Linked DNA regions of Mus musculus: region 2 is linked to region 1. The links are chromatin loops, found by intact Hi-C in ENCODE. Cell type or tissue: heart. All regions are shown on one strand. Links, peaks and the distances in the headings refer to the core of each region. The heading gives the core; the rest is flanking DNA.

Region 1 (10,182 bases), core at 1-8,000:
GTGGGCTCAAGGCAGCGCCTCCTCCTCTTAGCTTTGGAGCTGTCACTGCCCCAGTGCCCTTTGACCTTCATAGAGCTGGCCCGGCTACTTCCACCACACTGGTGGGCCACAAAGAAGGCCACCTTCTCCTTTGTATTTCCAGGCTTGATAACATACCACGTGTCCAGCAGGACCCGACCTTCATCACCGGAAGCTGCTGTAGAGAGGAGTGGAGCAGGCTGGGAGGTGGGGGCTTCTGCAGCCACGGCAGGTGGTGTGCTCTCCAAGTGCGCAGGCCTGTGGTCGGGCTCAGTCCCGCTGCTTGTGTCAGGACAGACTGGCGGCTTGAGGGCTGTGGAAGGTGGGCGCGGCTGGTTCTGGGAATACTTGCTGAAGGGCCGGGGGCACCAGAGTTGGAAGGGCAGGAGGCTGCCCCTGTCCATGCTGGGCAGCAATGACAAGCAGCAGCAGGTAGTCACTCAGCCTCAGGGCCAGGATGGTAGTGGGGAGCTCTCCAGGCCACCTGCAGACACAGAAGGCTGCAACAGTGAGCTCATGGCCTTTCTTACCAACACCACCCACACTTAAACTTCTGCCCAGGGGACAGGCCAACTTAAGGCACTGAGAACTGTGTGTCCCAGAGAGTGGAGGGGTGCAAGCCTAACCACTGCATGTAGGAGGAGGAATGAGACCACACACACATACACACACTTTCTAACTCTCTTTGGCTAGGGACGTGGCTCACTGGTAAGAGCCACTGTCTGGAATCCCCCAGAAAAGAGCTGGGAGTGTGGTTCTGTGGTACAGCAACAGCACTCGCATGACTTTACCCAGTGAGGGACTTGGGCTGTGGCTCAGTGGTAGCCTACTTACTAGGCTGGATTGTGTCTCTAGCATGGCCAAGAGAACAAAACTCTTCTAGCCCCACATCAGGTAAGCAGAGGGATGCCCCCAAATTTCCTGGTCTCCTATAACTGGTTTTTGTTTTTGTTTTTGTTTTTTTTTGAGACAGGGTCTCTCTGTGTGTAGCCCTGGCTGTCCTAAAACTCATTACATAGACCTGGCTGTCCTTCAACTCAGAGACCCACCTGCTTCTGTCTCCCAAGTACCAGAATTAAAGGAGTGAAATACCACACCTGGCTTGACCTTTAAGGGAAAGTACCAGGCTGACCAGGCTCCTCCTTCTTACATGTGCCCTCCAGCAGCCAGGTCCAGCCTTCTCCATAGTCTCGGCTGCTGGAGCACACACAGGGATGAAGTGATTAGACAGGGGAGAAAAATATGAAGCTAGATCTAGACAGGCCCTTAAGAAATTCACTCTTAGGATTGGAGAGATGGCTCTGCGGTTAAGAGCACTGTCTGCTCTTTCAGAGGTCCTAAGTTCAATTCCCAGCATCCACATGGTGGCTCATGACCATCTAAAAGGGATTTGATGCCCTCTTCTGGCATGCAGCTGTACATGCAGCCGAGCACTCATAGACATAAAGTAAATAAAAATAGAAAGAAAAAAAAAAGGACTTCACTCTCCACTTGTTTGTATATGTATATGTATATGTATATGTATATATATATGTATATATATATATGTATATGTATGTATATATACACACATACATACACATACACAGTAGCTGTATTCAGACACACTGGAGGGCATCAGACCTCATTACAGATGGTTGTGAGCCATCATGTGGTTGCTGGGATTAGAACTCAGGACCTCTGGAAGAGAAGTTAGTGCTATTAACTGTAGAGCCATTTCTCCAGCCTGGCCATGGGGTACTTAAATACGATGGCGATGGGTCTTTCTGTCCTTTTGAGGACAGGGCCTCATGGTAGCTCAGGCTAGTCTTGAACTCACAGCAACCCAATCCTCTGGGATTCCTCATTCTGGGGTTACAAAGGTAAAACACTATACTCATGGTTTTTTTGAGATTGTTTATTTTTGGAGACATGATCTCACTCTTTAGCCCCCAGCTGCCTTGAAACTCACTAGGTAAGACAGGCTCTCACCAGGTTCCTAGCAGTCACCTTGCCTCAGCCTCCCAGGTATGTGGGACCACAGGCCCCAGTCACAGCATCTATTGAGGGTATCCTTAATAATGATTCTTTTCTGTTTTTCCATGACTTTGCATGCATCAACTAATCTGGAAGCAGTTTTGTTAACGAGTCCGATGGCAACATTTTCTGTTCCACTTTCTACTTACCAGTGAGTAGCAGACCCCTTGTCTCCATCTTTGGCCCATCCCTTCCAGACATCTCAACATGCAAATAACCCTCCAGCAGGGCATGGTAATTTATGCCTGTAATCTCAGAACTGGAGAGGCTGAGGCAAAAAGATGCAGCGGTCCAGATCAACCTGGGCTACATTGTCAGACCGTGTCTAAAAATAAACCACCAAACAAACAAACAAACAAAAATGAAGAGAATAACCCTTCATACTTTTAAGCCCTGATCATGCCAATGAAACAGAACTAAAGTAAAACTACATGCCGAGAATTAGGTCCAGTCCACTGTGTGTCTTTGTAAATTAAGTTTTATGGAAACAAATTATGGCTGCTTTCATGCAAAAAGAACAGGGCTGCATCAATAACTGTTTGGCTGGAAATAGTTCATTACCTAGTCCGTCACAGAAAAAGTTAGCTGATGCTGTGGGATAGACTGCCCACTCTAAGTCCAGACAATTCTGGTAAACTAGCACTTCACGGTCCTGCAGGTGCCATTCAAAACTCAGCCTCCACACACCATCACCAGTGACAGGACCCCAGTCTTAAGAATTCTCACCCAAACCTCCTACCCTCATTTCCAGTACCTTAATGTCCCACCAAATGTCCAGACTTTTTCAAATTCTCCTTTAAAAACTCAATCTCCTCCCCCACAGCCTGGTGGAACATGCCTGTAGTCCCAGCACTTGGGAGGATATGACATCAGACAGGAGGCTAAGGAGTTCCAGACCCTGTCGAAACAAACCAACCAACCCAAAGTGGTGCACACCTTCAATTCCAGCACTTGGGAGGTAGAAGCTAGTGGATCTCTGTGAGCTTAAGGCCAGCCTGTTCTATATATCTAGTCCTAGGCCAACTAGTGCTACCGAGAGACCTTGTCTCATAAATAAATAAAATAAGACTAGAGGGCTGAAGAGATGGCTCAGCAGTTAAAAGCACTTGTTGCTCTTATAGAGGGCCCAAGTTTGGTTCCCAGCACCCACAGGGAGGCTCTCTATAACTCCAGTTCCAGAAGATCTGGTTTCCAACAGCACCAGGTACGTATGTGATGCATACACATGCATGCAAAACAACCATATACATTAAAATTAAAAAAAAAAATAGCCGGGCGGTGGTGGCGCACACCTTTAATCCCAGCACTCAGGAGGCAGAGGCAGGCGGATTTCTAAATTCGAGGCCAGCCTGGTCTACAAAGTGAGTTCCAGGACAGCCAGGGCTACACAGAGAAACCCTGTCTCGAAAAACAAAACAAAACAAACCAGTATGTTGTCCAGCACAGAAAAGTCCAACCATCAATAACTTTCCATATATCTGAAGACATACAAAATACCTGAATCTCAAGTATTTGAGATCACAAGTGACTCAGTGGGCCTTAGCTCATTCCAGACACCAATCCTGACTCTCTACCCCTTCATTCCCCCGAAGTTCAGGAACCTTGAAAGAACCCAGACATAATAAAACCCTATTTAAAACGAATCCCAAACCAAATACATTTCAATAGCCCCCAGTGCTACCAGGAGAGGTACAATAGCAGACATGTGTCCCGAATCCCGCAGCTGTTTGCAGATGAGCCATGAAAGGAAAGTGTCCTCCTGCCCTTGGTGACAAAGGTAGGAAGTATTCAAGCCCAAGGATTCTGGCCCCGAAATATTCTCATCTTGTGCCCACCATACACCCCCAGCCACAGCCACAAAGGCCACTCATAAAATGCAACCAAGCCTTCCACATTACAAAATAACGTGAACCCAAGGTTTCTTAAGCCCCAGGGAACCCTAAAGTACCCCTTCCACATCCACAACTTCCCCCAATAGCTCAAATATCGCTTAGAAGCAAACGAATCCCCCAGATCTTGGACCCGCCTCCTTTGGAGCCCCTCCGGTGACCCCCGCCAAACACCCGGACACGCCCCCCAGGCGCCCTCACCCGCAGCGCCTCCTCCAGGCGGTAGGGAGAAGGGCGACCTACAAGCATGCGCACTCTAGCCTTGTGGGCCCGCCCCCCTCGCGCGGGCAGGCACGCTGCGCACTCCGATCCGCCCCTTTGTTGACAGACGCGCGCGTGACGGCCCGAGCCAATGAGCGACCGGGGTTCAGAGCCGTGCCCAAATAAGGAAGGCCCTGGCAAAGGGGCCAGGACAGCAAGTAGGCGGGAGGTTACTGGGAGGAGGTGGGCGGGATGGAAACAGTATTACGGGAGTAGGGACAAATTCCCAGAGCCCAACACTGCCGAACCGGAAACCTGGTAACCCGGTCCGGACACAGGCAGATGCACTCAAAGGGAGGTATATTACTCGATGTTCCCTTAAAACCAGAGCCCTGATTGACGTTAAAGATTTAAAGGGACACTGCGCCAGGAGATTGAGGACTGGTGCAGAAAGAAGAGTATGGGAGAGAGGTCAGAGACTCTAGCTTTGTTTACCAGTTGTGGTGGGGATAGAGAAATTTCTCGGTGGGACACCCAGAGCCTTAGTCACCTTGCCTTTAAATCAAATAGGCAAGCAGGAATGGCATCTCATGCCTGTAATTCCAGTAGTCTGGGAGGCTGAAGGAGGAAGAGTTTTAAGCCAATCTGGGTTATATAGTGTGAGACTGTTGTAATATAAAAATTAAAATCATAAAAATGGAATGAGCAAAACTACAACGACCCCCCCCCCCCCACACACACACAAACACACAAACAGGCAAACGAGGGGCTAAAGTGATGGCTCAGCGTTAAAAGTTCTGGCTGCTCTTGCAGAGGACCCAGGTTCAGCTTCAGCACCTATATGGCAGGCAGATCACAATCGACTGTAAATCCAGTTCCAGAGGACTGACACCCTCTTTTGACCACTATGGGCACTGCATGCATGGGGTACACAGACTAAGTGTGGGCAAAATATATTTAAAATATTGAATATAAAGAAGGTGGGAATTAGGAAACAAAGTAGGAGGGTCAGGAGTTCAAGGCCAGCCTAGACTACATCAGATCTCATTTGAACAGCCAAAATCAATTACTAACCCTGTACTGGTCCCCACAGTCATGGCCTTGGCCTTGAAGGACATGTCCATTCTTTTCTGTCTTACGCTCCCTATAGGGGAACAACAGGAAATCACTCAATAATGACTTTTACTTTATCCTAAAATTAAAACACCTTGTGTTGTTTCTGGCCTATGTCAGGCTGATTCAAGTGAAACTCAACGGTGGCTTTCAGTGCAGTGCTGGTGGCTGGAGAGATGGTTTATCAGCTAAAGATGTGTATGGCTTTTCCACAGGAGCCAAGAATTCCACAAACCTACAGTTTTAAGGATTTGTTTTTATTACCGTTCAAGTGTGTGTATGGGCCTCTTGTGTGTCTGAGTGTGGGTAAGTACATGTGAATCTAGGTGCCCATACACACACTTGAAAGGTAATAAAAACAAACGATGAGGGCACCTGATGTGGCGCTGGGAAACCGGCTCCGGCCCTCTGAAAGAGCAGCAAATGCTCTTCACTGCGAAGCCATTTCTCCAGACCTGTCATCCACAGTTTTAATGAGAACCATTAACTCAGCGATCCCAGACTGCTTGAGAGGGAAGCTGATAGGAGCAGGGCTACACGCTCCACACCCTCATCAAGTGCTCCTCGTAATTAGAGGATGCACATTCCCGCACCCTGAGATACACACACTGTGGGCCCCTCCTGAATGCATGCACTGATGACACTGGGCTCCCCAGTAATAGCTCACAGGAAGGGGAAAGACATCCACTCACAGGCAGCGTAAACATGTTAGTCACAATAGCAGTTAGCAGCAAAGCACTTCAAATTAACTCACCTAGGGCAGGAGAGGTGGCTCAGAGGTTAAGAGCACTGACTGCTCTTCCAGAGGTCCTGAGTTCAAATCCCAGCAACCACATGGTGGCTCAGAACCATCTGATACCCTCTTCTGGTGTGTCTGAAGACAGTGATAGTGTACTCATATACACATAATAAATAAATCATAAAAAAATAATCCCTACATCTCTCTCTAGGGTCTCAGTGTGTACTCCAGCCTGGCCTCAAACTCTTGATCCTGCCTCGGAGCACTGGGAGCCCACGCATGCTCCTCAACTGACGTGTTTCATTTTCATGTCTCTATTTCCTGTCTACGTATGGCATACGAATGAGCTTGGATGGGAGTATATAAGAGCCTGTGAATGCACATGAGTGTGTGGTGGCCAGAGGGCAACACCAAGTGTCTTCCTCAATCACTTGGCATGTCTGTTGTTTTTTTCTTTTGAGACAGGTCTCATCTATGTAGCCCTGGCTGGCCTAGAGCTTGCCTTGAATTCATAGATCTGCCAGCCTCTGCCTCCCCAGTGGTGGGATTAAAGTCGAGTGTACCACCATGACAGACTGCACATGGTTTGTCCCCCACCTCTGGTAGTGGCTTGACTAGGTGGCCAATAAGCAGCAGGAATTCAAGTGTCTCTGCCCACTGCCCTCTAGGTTCTGGTTCCAGGCGCACAGCCCTGCCTGGCTTCTGAGGTGGGCGCTGGGGATCTGAGCTCAGGTCGGCATGTTTGCAGAGCAGGCATTTTGCCAACTAAACCAGCAGTTCCCAACCTGCGGGTCACAGCCCCTTGGGGTCTTATAACAGATATCCTGCTTATCAGATATTTACATTATGATTCATAACAGTAACAAAATTAGAGTTATGAAGTAGCAAGGAAATCATTTCATGGTTGGGGGTCACCACAACATGACGAACTGTATTAAAGGGTCTCAGCATTAGGAACCACTGGACTAAGCCATCTTCCTATAGTGTTCTTGTTATTATTATTATTTTTTAAATTTTAAAGTCTGTGTGTCTATGTGTATGTGCAGAGCTAAAGGAGTTGGAGGCTAGGAAAGGGTGTTGGAGGCCAGGAAAGGGTGTCAGATTCCCTGGAGCTACAGTCACAGATGGTTGTGAGTCACTTGACATGGGAGATGGGAACCAAAGTCAGGCCCTTTGCAAGAGCAGCAAGCGCTCTTAATGTTTGAGCCATCCCTCCAGCCGGTCCGAGTCATGTCAAAGACTAGGAAGGAAGCTCAGGCAGGGACGGGCTAGGCAGGGCTAGGCAGCAGCCTTTGCTCACACTGAACTGAGGCAATTCTGTCCAGATTACCCATGCTTGCTGGGCATGGATTACACCACTCAGTTGTCCGAGCCATCACAGTCACTGCTGGCTGCCTAAACTACTGTCCCCCACCTACCTCCAGGACTCACCCTTTATCTCCTTCAGGTTTGGCTCAGAAATTGCCTCTAGGAAGCCTTTGATCCAAGCCCATAGCTTCTACCCAACAGAACACAAACTCTCAACCCTCATTAGTTTTTCTCCTTAGCATGTATCGCACTGCCCACTGTACTAACCATTTTGCTTATTAAGTGTGCCGTCTGCCTCTCCTTATTGACGTGAAAGCTTGAAGGCAGACATTTCCCTGTGTCTCACTGTGTAGTACAAGCTTGCCTCAAACTGGGGAACCTCCTGCCTCAGTCTTCTCAGGACGGCAAATGACAGATGTGCACTACCATGGCTAGCTTGGCTGGCATGCATGTCTGTTCTTTGTCTTGAGTTTGCCTTCTTGAGACACGGTACCCACGCATCAGCCCCTGGGAACAAGCACAGGTTCTAGGTCCCTACCTAAGGGTGGTTGAACCCAAATGTGCATTTCTTTAAATAGCCCAGGTTACTATGCCCACTGAAAGCTGGAGAAGCAGCCCCTAGCATGTGGGAGGTGTGTAATACATGTGGTCTGAACGAGTGAATGAGCAGGTGGCCTGACTGCTGGCCAACTTTTGCACATCTACTGTTGGAGACATCTGCATAGCTGGCCACTGCAGCCAGCTGCCCAAGAAAATCCCAGCACTTCCCTCCTGGGTGGCCCCTACTACCTTCCCGGGCTATCCTTGACCTCTTCCTCACCTCGATTCTGCTTGGAACACCTGTCCTCTGTCACTGCTCAGTGGCAGTAAGTTGGGTAGGTGAGAGGCTCTCTCCCCCCCTGGCTATTTGTTTCAAGGGGTCTCTCCTTGTAGCTACTCTGGATCCTTGAGTGGCTCAGATGCCTCGGGGGTCCACAAGCCCTTGCTCATCCATGGCTCCCCTAAGCCACCCATGGCTATTTAATTTAACCTGGGCATCAGATTATCTCGCTCTCTAAAGTTCAGCTACTATACCATCCTCAATCTTGTTCTACAATGTTAAGAACTAAGGTATGGAGGGTTAAGCAGCTTGTTTGACAGCCTAAGGTGGGAAAACTGGGACACAGGGAAGAAACCTTGCCTGGTTTCTGTCTGCTTTCAGGATCTTTAGATGTCCAAATGTTTAGATGGCTCTGCCCTGAGGATTATAGGTCAGAAACAACTTCAAAGCAAGCCTGATGGCCACATCTGTAATTCTAGCTCTGTGGGAGGCTGAGGATGGAGGATCACAGGTTCAAAGCCAGCCTGAGCAACTTTCAGGGAGCTCTGGCTCCTAAGAGGAGTCTGAGGGCGTGGCTCAGGAGTACAGCGTGTGTCTCGAATCCACCAACGAGGAGCTGCAGGTGCTGCTCAATGCTCAGTGTTTGAGTGCTCACCTGGCGAGCAGAGGGCCCTGAACTCTCTCCCAGATACAGAAGCAAATAATAGGGAGGCTGGAGAGACGGCTCAGCAATTAAGAAGCACTGGCTGCTCTTGAAGAGGAGTCAGGCTGTTTCCAGCACCCACATGATCGTTCACAACTGTCCGTAACTCCAGTTCCAGAGGATCTAATGTCCTCTTCTGGCCTCCGAGGGCACTGTACACATATAGTCCACAGACATGCATGCAGGCAAAATATCCATACACATAAAATTACATGTATTTGGAAAAAAAAAAACCCATCAACAAAAACAAGGCCAAGCATGGCAGTGCTCAACTTTATAATCCCAGCACTTGGGATGCAGAGGCAGACAGACCTCTGTGAGTTCAAGGCCAGCATGGTCTAAAAAATGAGTACCAGGACAGCCAGGGGTATATTATACAGAGTAACCCTATCTTGGAAAAAAACAAACCAAACAAACTATAAAGCCACAAACCTATTCTGTAGCTAGCTGTGGTGGTGTATCCTTTAATCCTGGTACTTTGGGCCAGACTGAGGTGGGCAGATCTCTGCATTCAGGGCCAGCCTGGTCTACATAAATTCAGGGCAGCCAGGGCTACCCAGTGAGACCCTGCCAAAGGCAAAACAAAAGAAAAACCTATACTGTGACAAGTGTAGTTCCAGGCATTGGGGACACACAGGGAACAGGAGACAGAAATCCTTGTCCTCAAGGGGCTGACATACTAATTGGATAAAGGGAAAATAAACTTGCTAGCAGTTTCCAGGCAGAAATAAACAAATACACAGGTGAGAGGCTGGGCTGTATGGAAGTTGACTTTATGATTTCAAATTAAGGAGTCAGTAAGGATACAGAGAGGCCATGCCCTTTTCTGTAAGAAGGCAGGTGCCAGAGGCAAACTCTTCAGAAAAGCTGTGCTTTGAGAAAGGGTCAGGGCTGGAGAACTGGCTCAGGGGTTACAGCACTGGCAGCTCTTGCAGAGGATCCCCATCAATTCCCAGCACCCACGTGGTGGCTCACAACTGTCTGTTCCAGGGGATCGGATGCTCTCTTCTGGCCTTCACAGGCACGGCATGCACATGGTACAGACATAGATACATACAACACTCAAAACATAGGTAACGTCAATCTGCATAAAAAGTGCTAGCCAGGCAAGCATGAGGACCAGGGCTTCATCAGACCACCATGTAAAAAGCAGAGTAAGGTGGCATACAGAAATAGGAAGATCCCTGGAGCTTGCAGACACACATACACACACACACACACACACACACACACACAGACAGACACATACGCACACTATATGATCAAGCCTCAGCTAAGCAGACTGAAATCCAATTTCAGTTTTTTGGGTTTTTTAAAATAAAAGTTAAAAGAGCACGGTACTTGGAGTCTGTGATCCCAGAACTTGGGAAGTGGA
Region 2 (8,000 bases), core at 1-8,000, 63 kb after region 1:
ATGAATCTGCTTCTTTTTTTCCCCTCTCTCTCTCTCTCTCTAGGGGAGCGTGTCACTATGTATCCCAGGCTGGCCATAAACGGGAGATCTTTCTACCTCAGCTTTGTTCCTACTTGGATAATTGATGTGTATTAGTAGCCTGGCTAAGGTTAATTTCTTTTTCCCAGTGGTAATGGAGATTGAAGCCAGGGTCTCCTACTAGCTAGACAAGCACTTAACTGCTGAGCCACACCCCGTGCCCCTCACTGGGGGATTCTAAGCAGGGGCTCTACCACTGAGCCACGCCCCCAGCCCCTCATTGGGGGATTCTAGGCAGGGGCTCTACCACTGAGCCACGCCCCCAGCCCCTCACTGGGGGATTCTAGGCAGGGGCTCTACCACTGAGTCACATTCAAGTCCCTCACTGGGAAGTTTTAGGCCAGTGATTTACCATAAAGCAGTAGCCTACGCTCTTTTTTTTTATCTTGAAATAAATTCTAAGTTGCTCAACCTGGCCTTAAGCTGACTCTGCAGCCAAAGCTGGCCTTGGAACACCCCATCTTCTTCCTGCATTGACTTCCTGATACTCTGAGCTTACTGGAATCATGAGCCCAATGCCATCAGCTGAGGAAGACTTTCTTTTTTTTTTTTTTTTTTTTTTTTTTTAAAAAGATTTATTTATTTATTATATGTAAGTACATTGTAGCTGTCTTCAGACACTCAGAAGAGGGGGTCAGATCTTGTTACGGATGGTTGTGAGCCACCATGTGGTTGCTGGGATTTGAACTCTGGACCTTCGGAAGAGCAGTCGGGTGCTCTAACCCACTGAGCCATCTCACCAGCCCGAGGAAGACTTTCTGATGAAAACTTCAAAACGAAGCTGAGATTCATTTTAATGGAAAACACGTTCCAGATTCCAAAGACTTGTTATGAAATAAAAAGTGAAAAATAGACCTGGGCAGTGGTGGCGCACGCCTTTAATCCCAGCACTCAGGAGGCAGAGGCAGGGGGATTTCTGTGTTCAAGGCCAGCCTGCTCTATAAAGCAAGTTCCAAGACATTCAGGGTTCCTGGCTACATGCAAAAGGTTTGTGTAAAAATGTGGGAGTGGTGGGGCTGGAGAGATGGTTCAATGGATAAGAGCACTGACTGCTCTTCCGAAGGTCATGAGTTCAATTCCCAGCAACCACAGGGTGGCTTACAACCACCTGTAAGGAGATCTGATGCCCTCTTCTGGTGTGTCTGGAAACAGGGAGTGGGCAGGGGACAGGGGGCAGGGGGCGAGGAGGGGCAGTGGCAGCTGGAGAGATGCCTCCACAGTTAAGAACATTGGTTGCTCTTCTTGAAGACCCAGGTTCAATCCACACAGCAGCTCACAGCTGTCTGTAACTACAGTTTTAGGGGATCTAGCACCCTCACCCAGACATACATACAGCCAAACACCAATGCACATTAAATAAAAATAGATAAATCTTTTCTCAAAAAGTGAAATGAGTGCTGGAGAGATGGCTCAGCAGTTAAGAGCACTGACTGCTCTTCTAGAGGTTCTGAGTTCAAATTCCAGCAACCACATAGTGGCTCAGAACCATCTGTAATGGGATCTGATGCCCTCTTCTGGTGAGTCTGAAGATAGCGACAGTGTACTTGTCATATATATAAAATAAATAATATATAAAAAAATTTTTTTAAAGTAAAATGAGAGCCAGGCGTGATGGTGCACGCCTTTAATCCCAGCACTCAGGAGGCAGAGGCAGGTGGATTTCTGAGTTGAGGCCAGCCTGGTCTACAAAGTGAGTTCCAGGACAGCCAGGGCTACACAGAGACACCCTGTCTCGAAAAACAAAAAACAAAAAACAAAACAAAACAAAAAAAACTAACCAAAAAAAAGTAAAATGAAAGGTTGGGAATGTGGCTCAGTAGTAGAGCCCCTGCCTAGAATCCTCCAGCGTGGAGTTGGGGGCGTGGCTCAGCAATAGGGCACTTGCCTAGAACAGGCTTAAACCCTGCATTCAATCCCAGCACCACAATACAAAAAATCAGCCTGAACCCCAGGCTTTTTACTAGATGTTAGAACTAGAATTTTCATCTTTGCCAGATTCTCAGTGAGTCCTATATATTTCATATGTAAACCTGGTCTAGAATATTCCTCCTGTCTGTCCCTCACTGGCACTTCCTTTCCCTGTGGAATGAAGAATGAAGGTTGCTGTTCTACAGAATCCCGGAGGACTCAGGCATGCAATTAGGAGCTTATCTGCTTTGTAACTGGTGTTGTACAACTGATGACTGTCCTTGTGTTCCCACGGTCGCATCCCTGGCTGCCTTCCCCACAAGGGTCTGGGGTTGGTCCCTCATGCAGCTGCCCAAGGTAGCCCTGGCTTTCCTGGAACTCTAGAACAGGCTGACCTTGAACTCAGAGGTCTGCCCCCGGCCCCGGCCCCTGCTCCTGCCCTGAGTCTAAAGCTGTGTGCCACCATGTCAGGCTCATCTATAGAGCCTCGTGTGATGATATGCGCCTGTAATCCCAGTACCCCAGAAGCGGGGGGCAGAAGGATTGAGAGTTCAAGGCCAGCCAGGGCAGCATAGTGAAACCCTGCATCAGCAACAAAAAGGCTCTTTGGGGGGCAGAGAGACGGCAGCACAAGTGGGTGAGCTCAGGTTTGATCCTGGAACCCATATAAAAAGTCAGATGGAGATATGGGAGGTAGAGACAGGACAATCTTGTGTGGAAGTTCAAGGAGCTAGCCTGGAGTACACAGCACAGCATAGCCACAGAGACCCTGCTGAAATGAGGGCACGTGTGTGCTCAGCCACCCTTAGTTAATGTTAAAAGATTCTTCCACACTGACAGTGGAGCACGCCTTCAACCCAGCATTTGGGGCCAAAGGCAGGTAGATCTCTGTGAGTTTGAGGCCAGCCTGGTCTACATTGTGAGTTCCAGATGATCATGTCTCAAAAAAAAAAAAAAAAAAAAAAAAAAAAAGAAGAAGAAGAAGAAGAAGAATCCCACATAAAACAAAACAAAATTTCTCTTTAGCTGGAGTGATGGCTCTGCTGCTAGGAGTGCCCACTGGTTTGGTTTTTGGCACCAAAACCAGGAGGCTCACAACCACATACAACTCAAGTCCTGGAGGCCCAACAGCGCCCTCTTCTGGCTGTCAAAGGTGCCTGCATGATATGGTGCACATAAAGTAACCTGGGCATGCAAGGGCGTGAAAAAAAAATACACGTAAATAATATGCATGACTTTGTTTAGTATATTCTTCTATAAAAAGGCAGAAGATGGGCTGGAGATATGGCTCAGTGGTTAAGAAAACTGACTGCTCTTCCAGAGGTCCTGAGTTTAATTCCCAGCAACCACATGGTGTCTCACAACCATCTGTAATGGGATCTGACACCCTCCTCTGGGGTGTTTGAAGACAGCTACAGTGTACTTACATACATAAAATAAATTAATTTTTAAAAAAAGGCAGAAGATGAGCCAGGCAGTGGTGGCGCATGCCTTTAATCCCAGCACTTGGGAGGCAGAGGCAGGCAGATTTCTGAGTTCGAGGCCAGCCTGGTCTACAGAGTGAGTTCCAGGACAGCCAGGGCTATACAGAGAAACCCTGTCTCAAAAAACCAAAAAATAATAATAATAATAATAATGTTGCCCTTTAATTCCCCCACTGGGGAGGCAGAGGCAGGTAGGCCTCTGAGGCAAAGCAAGTTACAGGACAGCCAAGGCCACACAGAGAAATAATGTGTGGTGTTGGCATAGAATAGGAGGGTTAGAAAAACTCTACTTTCAGATTCTGGACAATAATAATAATAATAATAATCGACAAGAATATGGTTAAAGTTTGCATGAAATTCCTTCTGTACAAAACCCAGAGCAAGTTCAAGTTCAGAGCAGAAAAGTTCTGCCCTCTGGTGGGCAGAGCAGGGATTGCAGCCAAGCTGGTTTAGGGATTTAGAGACAATTTAAAGGTAAGAAGGGCTCAGAAAAAAAAAACCCAAAAACTGAATGAATGAATGAATGAATGAATGAATGAATGAATGACGGGAAGGGGAGTGGAGGTGATATATGTGTGTTATTATATATTATTTATATATAATACATTGCATATGACATATGTATATGTAACTTTTTTGGTTTTTTGGTTTTTTGAGACAGGGTTTCTCTGTATAGCGCTAGCTGTCCTGGAACTCACTTTGTAGACCAGGGTGGCCTCGAACTCAGAAATCTGCCTGTCTCTGCCTCCCAAGTGCTGAGATTAAAGGCGTGAGCCACCACGCCCGGCTATATATAACTTTTATATGTATTTTATTTATGTGAGTACATTGTATCTGTCTTCAGACACACCAGAAGAGGGCAGCAGATCTTATTACAGATGGTTGTAAGACATCATGTGGTTGCTGGAAACTGAACTCAGGACCTCTGGAAGAGCAGTCAGTGCTCTTAACTGCGGAGTCATCTCTCCAACCCCTATATGTATTTTTTGAGACAGGGTCTCTCTGTGTAGCCCAGGCTGCCCTTGAACTCACAGAGATCTGCCTGCCTCTGCCTCCCAGCTTTTGAGATTAAGGACCTGTGCCGCCATGCCTGGCGGGACTTGTCAGTCTTTTGAGAGAAACTATCATGGATCCTGGCAGATAAGATTTCTTTACCATAGGCGGACCCTTGAGTCAGGGCAACGGCGTACTTGCCAGTGGCGTAGGCATAGGCCCCTGGCCAGAGGTTGGAGCGCACGATGGCCACCGAGTACTGAGGGCTGAGGCTGCAGGAGAGGCGGGTGGTCCAGGGCGACAGGTGCATGATTTCTGTAGGAGAAGGAAAGGGGCGGGGTGGGGTGGAGTGGTCAGGGCTTGCCACGCCCTGCCTTATCATGTGGGCGGAGAGACAGGAAAGAAGGGATGGATCGCCCCCCCCCCCGTCCCCGTCCCCCCCCCCCCCCCCCCGTGCAAGAGCTAGGACTCACACCGAGATCCCTGGCTCTGGCCTCTCTCCCCTGATGCTCCCCCCCCCCAAAAAAAAAGGGAAAACCAAGAAAGAGTCTTTGTCTCAAGGCCATGGTCACTGTCACATGCCACGCTTAGATAAAAGATGGACACGTTCCCTCAGACCCATAAGGGTTTCTTTTAAACACAAAAACAATCAATCAATCAATCAATATTTTAAAACGAACAAACACAAAATCAAACAGGGTCTCAAGCTGGAGAGACGGCTTAGCCGTTAAGAGCACTGGCTGCTCTTCCAGAGGTCCTGAGTTCAATTCCCAGCACCCACATGGTGGCTCACAACCATCTGTAATGGGATCTGATACCCTCTTCTGTCATGCAGGCATACATGCAAACAGAGTACTCATATACAAACGGTGTCACGTGGCCCAGCCTGGAGTCTCAACCTCCTGGTAGAGCTGAGGACTGCTCATGAGCCTCCTGCTTCTTCCTTCCCCGATGCTCGGATGGCGGGCTTGTGCTCCCATGCCCGCTGTACATAAGCAATCCCCACTGAGGCTCAGAGGATGCGAGACATCAGTGCTTCCAGGTGTGTTGCTCTCCCTGCTCTACCAACCCCGCTAAGGCTGGCACTGCGCCTGCCCAGATAGGAAGGGACTTACCTGCATCTTCTGAGAGCGGAGTCAGAAGCGGAGGACCGACCTCCTGCTCCACCTCCTCCATTGCCTCGTCTGCCTTCTCTTCCTCCTCCCCTAGCTCTTCTTCCTCCTCTGTTTTCTGCAGTGGGTTCACCCATGTACAGCGCCCCTGCGGATGCAACAGCAACGTCAGGTGGCGCCCTAAGACAGAGCCTAGCCTACTGTGGGAGAAGCTGAGGGGCCAAATAGGCCCCTAGAACAGTGGGCTTGTCCCTGTGGCTCCAAAGGCTGCCCCAGTTATGCGCTAGCAACTGCCTTGGGACAGCAGCTTCTATGACTGGACACATTGTTGATAAAGGATATATATCTCAGTATTTCTGCTCAGGGAGTGTCATTCAACAGTGGTAGAGTCACCTGTGCCTCCCTCATTGAATTGGTGTACTCTGTCAAGCCAATTAACACTCCTATTGGTGTGTGTGTGTAGGTGTGCATGTGTATGCCCTTGAACTCCCTCTGATCAATGATGGCTCTTTGAATAAAAATGGAGGCAGGTACACAGCATAAAGCCACTTCACGTTTTCTCAGCCATACATGGGGATCAGTCCTTGGTCACAAGTGTGGTGGCTTCTGCCTGTGGCACTGGTCTGCTGCTGCTGCTGCTGCTGCAAAGCCATCTGGGAAGATGGAACTCCAGCTGAGAAAAAACATCCGTCAGATTGGCCTGCAAGCAAGTCTGTGGGGGAATATTCTTGATTGACGGTTGGTGTGAGAGGGCTCAACTCACTGTGGGCGATGCCATCCCTGGGCAAGTGGTCTGGGGCTGTATAAGAAAGTAGGCTGATTCAAACCATGGGGAGCAAGCCGGTAAGCAGCATTCCTCCATGGCCTCTGCTTCTGTCCTGTATCCAGGTTCCTGCCCAGACTTTCCTCAGTGGATATGTAGCCAAATAAACCTTTTCTTTTCAAAGTTGCTTTGGGTCATGGTTGGATGAATGGGTGAGTGGATGGATGGGTAGGTAGGCGGGTGGATGGATGGATGGATGAATGGATGGATGGATGATGGATGGATGGATGATGGATGGATGGATGGAATGATGGATGGATGGATGGATGGATGCTGGGCTGGATTGGGGTAGGTCCTAGGCAGTGTACAGGGTGGGAAGCTCCATCCTAGCTCCATCCTCACCTGAGGCAGGATGTGCTGAGTGTGATGTACCCAGTTGGCCATGGAGTCCACGAGCTCCAACACGGGGATGCCCTCAAAGTCGGGGTTCTCCTCAAAGGAATCGCGTCCCGCGCCGCCCTCCTCCTCCTCATCGCCCTCCTCCTCGCCGAACTGGTAGAAGCCCAGCGGGCTGATGTGTGTGGCGGCGGAGATGCGCGCAATCTGCGCGCGGAGATAGTTGGCCTCGTTGCCCGGGAAGGGCGGATAGCTGATGACCGGCGTGTCCAGGAAGCCAGTGAAGAACTTTTTGATCTTGCGCGCGCACACGATCTGCGCGGGCGTCACGTGCGGCAGGCGCGTCCACGGGCGGCCTGGCTCGTTGCACACGAAGTACAGGTATTTGTTGGTGCCACTGCGGCTCTCCTCCTTGGGGATGATGGGCGGCGGCTTCCACTGTGGCTTGGGCACGCTGTCCACCACCTTCTCCTCATCCTCCTCTCCCTCCTCCTCACCGTGCGTCTCCAAGACCTCGCCTCCCTCCATCATCTCCTCCACCTCCTCCTCCTCTCCCTCCTCCTCGCCCTCGCGGAACTCCACCTCAGCCACCAGGTAGCTGCGGCTCAGGCCCAGGATCTTGCCCCAGAAGCGGCACATGTGGATGGGCTGCTGCTCCACCAGCTGCTTCAGGGCCAGGAAGATTCGGAAGCTTTCGTCCGAGCTCAGCCCCACGCCCGCCTGCTCGAAGTAGAAGGCGGTCTCCATGATGTTGGGCACCGGGCTGTCAGTCTGCAACAGGGATTGAGAAATGGGTAGAAGGAAGTCTCAAGACTTCCTAGCCTGATCCTCCTGCCATCGCTCGGGTCCTGGGAACGGAACTGGGCCAGCAGCAAGACCCGAGCCAGTCATCTAGCCCAACTCCTTCGCCAGAGTCAACAGACTTGGGCGACTTAAGCCACCAGTTTGGAAATGTCCTGGGGAGAGTGTCCCCTGATGAAGAAGAAGGGGAAAAAAGGAAGAAGAAACCACACCAAAAAAGAATCATTTTCTCTTTAACCTGACCAAAGCATAGGATGTGAAGCCTGCAGCCAACGGTAGCTCTTTGGGTACCAACAGGCAACAGTGCATGGGCGGCCATGCTCTGCGCCCTAATAGTAATGGGGTGACAATAGAATCATCCCACAGGGGCATAGCTGGATTGCCCTACTACCCTTGCTTTCTTGTTCTACTGGACAAAAATGCCATTGTTGCCAGGCATGGTAGCTCATGTCCTTAAAAGGCAGA

Evidence for each region. A loop is a pair of places that touch in the nucleus more often than their neighbours do. Peaks named below come from ENCODE experiments on the same cell type or tissue, not always from the same donor. Only the 100,000 strongest peaks of a DNase experiment are listed, where the experiment ranks them.
Region 2: it touches region 1 in a loop (2.5-fold over the local background); 2 of 42 quality-filtered maps call a loop at or near these places.

The regions. Positions count from the first base shown.
Region 1 is chr7:19,125,698-19,135,879 of GRCm38, reverse strand. Fbxo46 (F-box protein 46) reads right to left here. Exons shown (of 2, transcript NM_175530.3): 2 at 1-502. The coding sequence starts at 422. Among named protein-coding and RNA genes, the nearest start is that of Fbxo46, 11 kb to the right of the region's middle. In heart, for the core only: CTCF peaks have their summits at 1,426 (motif pointing left), 4,143 and 5,031; a DNase peak (open chromatin) is centred at 4,309; H3K4me3 peaks cover 1,750 bases; H3K27ac peaks cover 1,957 bases.
Region 2 is chr7:19,064,812-19,072,811 of GRCm38, reverse strand. It overlaps Rsph6a (radial spoke head 6 homolog A (Chlamydomonas)), which reads right to left. Exons shown (of 6, transcript NM_031255.2): 3 at 6,741-7,505; 4 at 5,579-5,723; 5 at 4,661-4,778. Among named protein-coding and RNA genes, the nearest start is that of Dmwd, 7.4 kb to the left of the region's middle. In heart, for the core only: CTCF peaks have their summits at 1,595 (motif pointing left), 3,128 (motif pointing left) and 3,889 (motif pointing left); no DNase peak of the experiment used is centred there; H3K4me3 peaks cover 717 bases; H3K27me3 peaks cover 3,651 bases.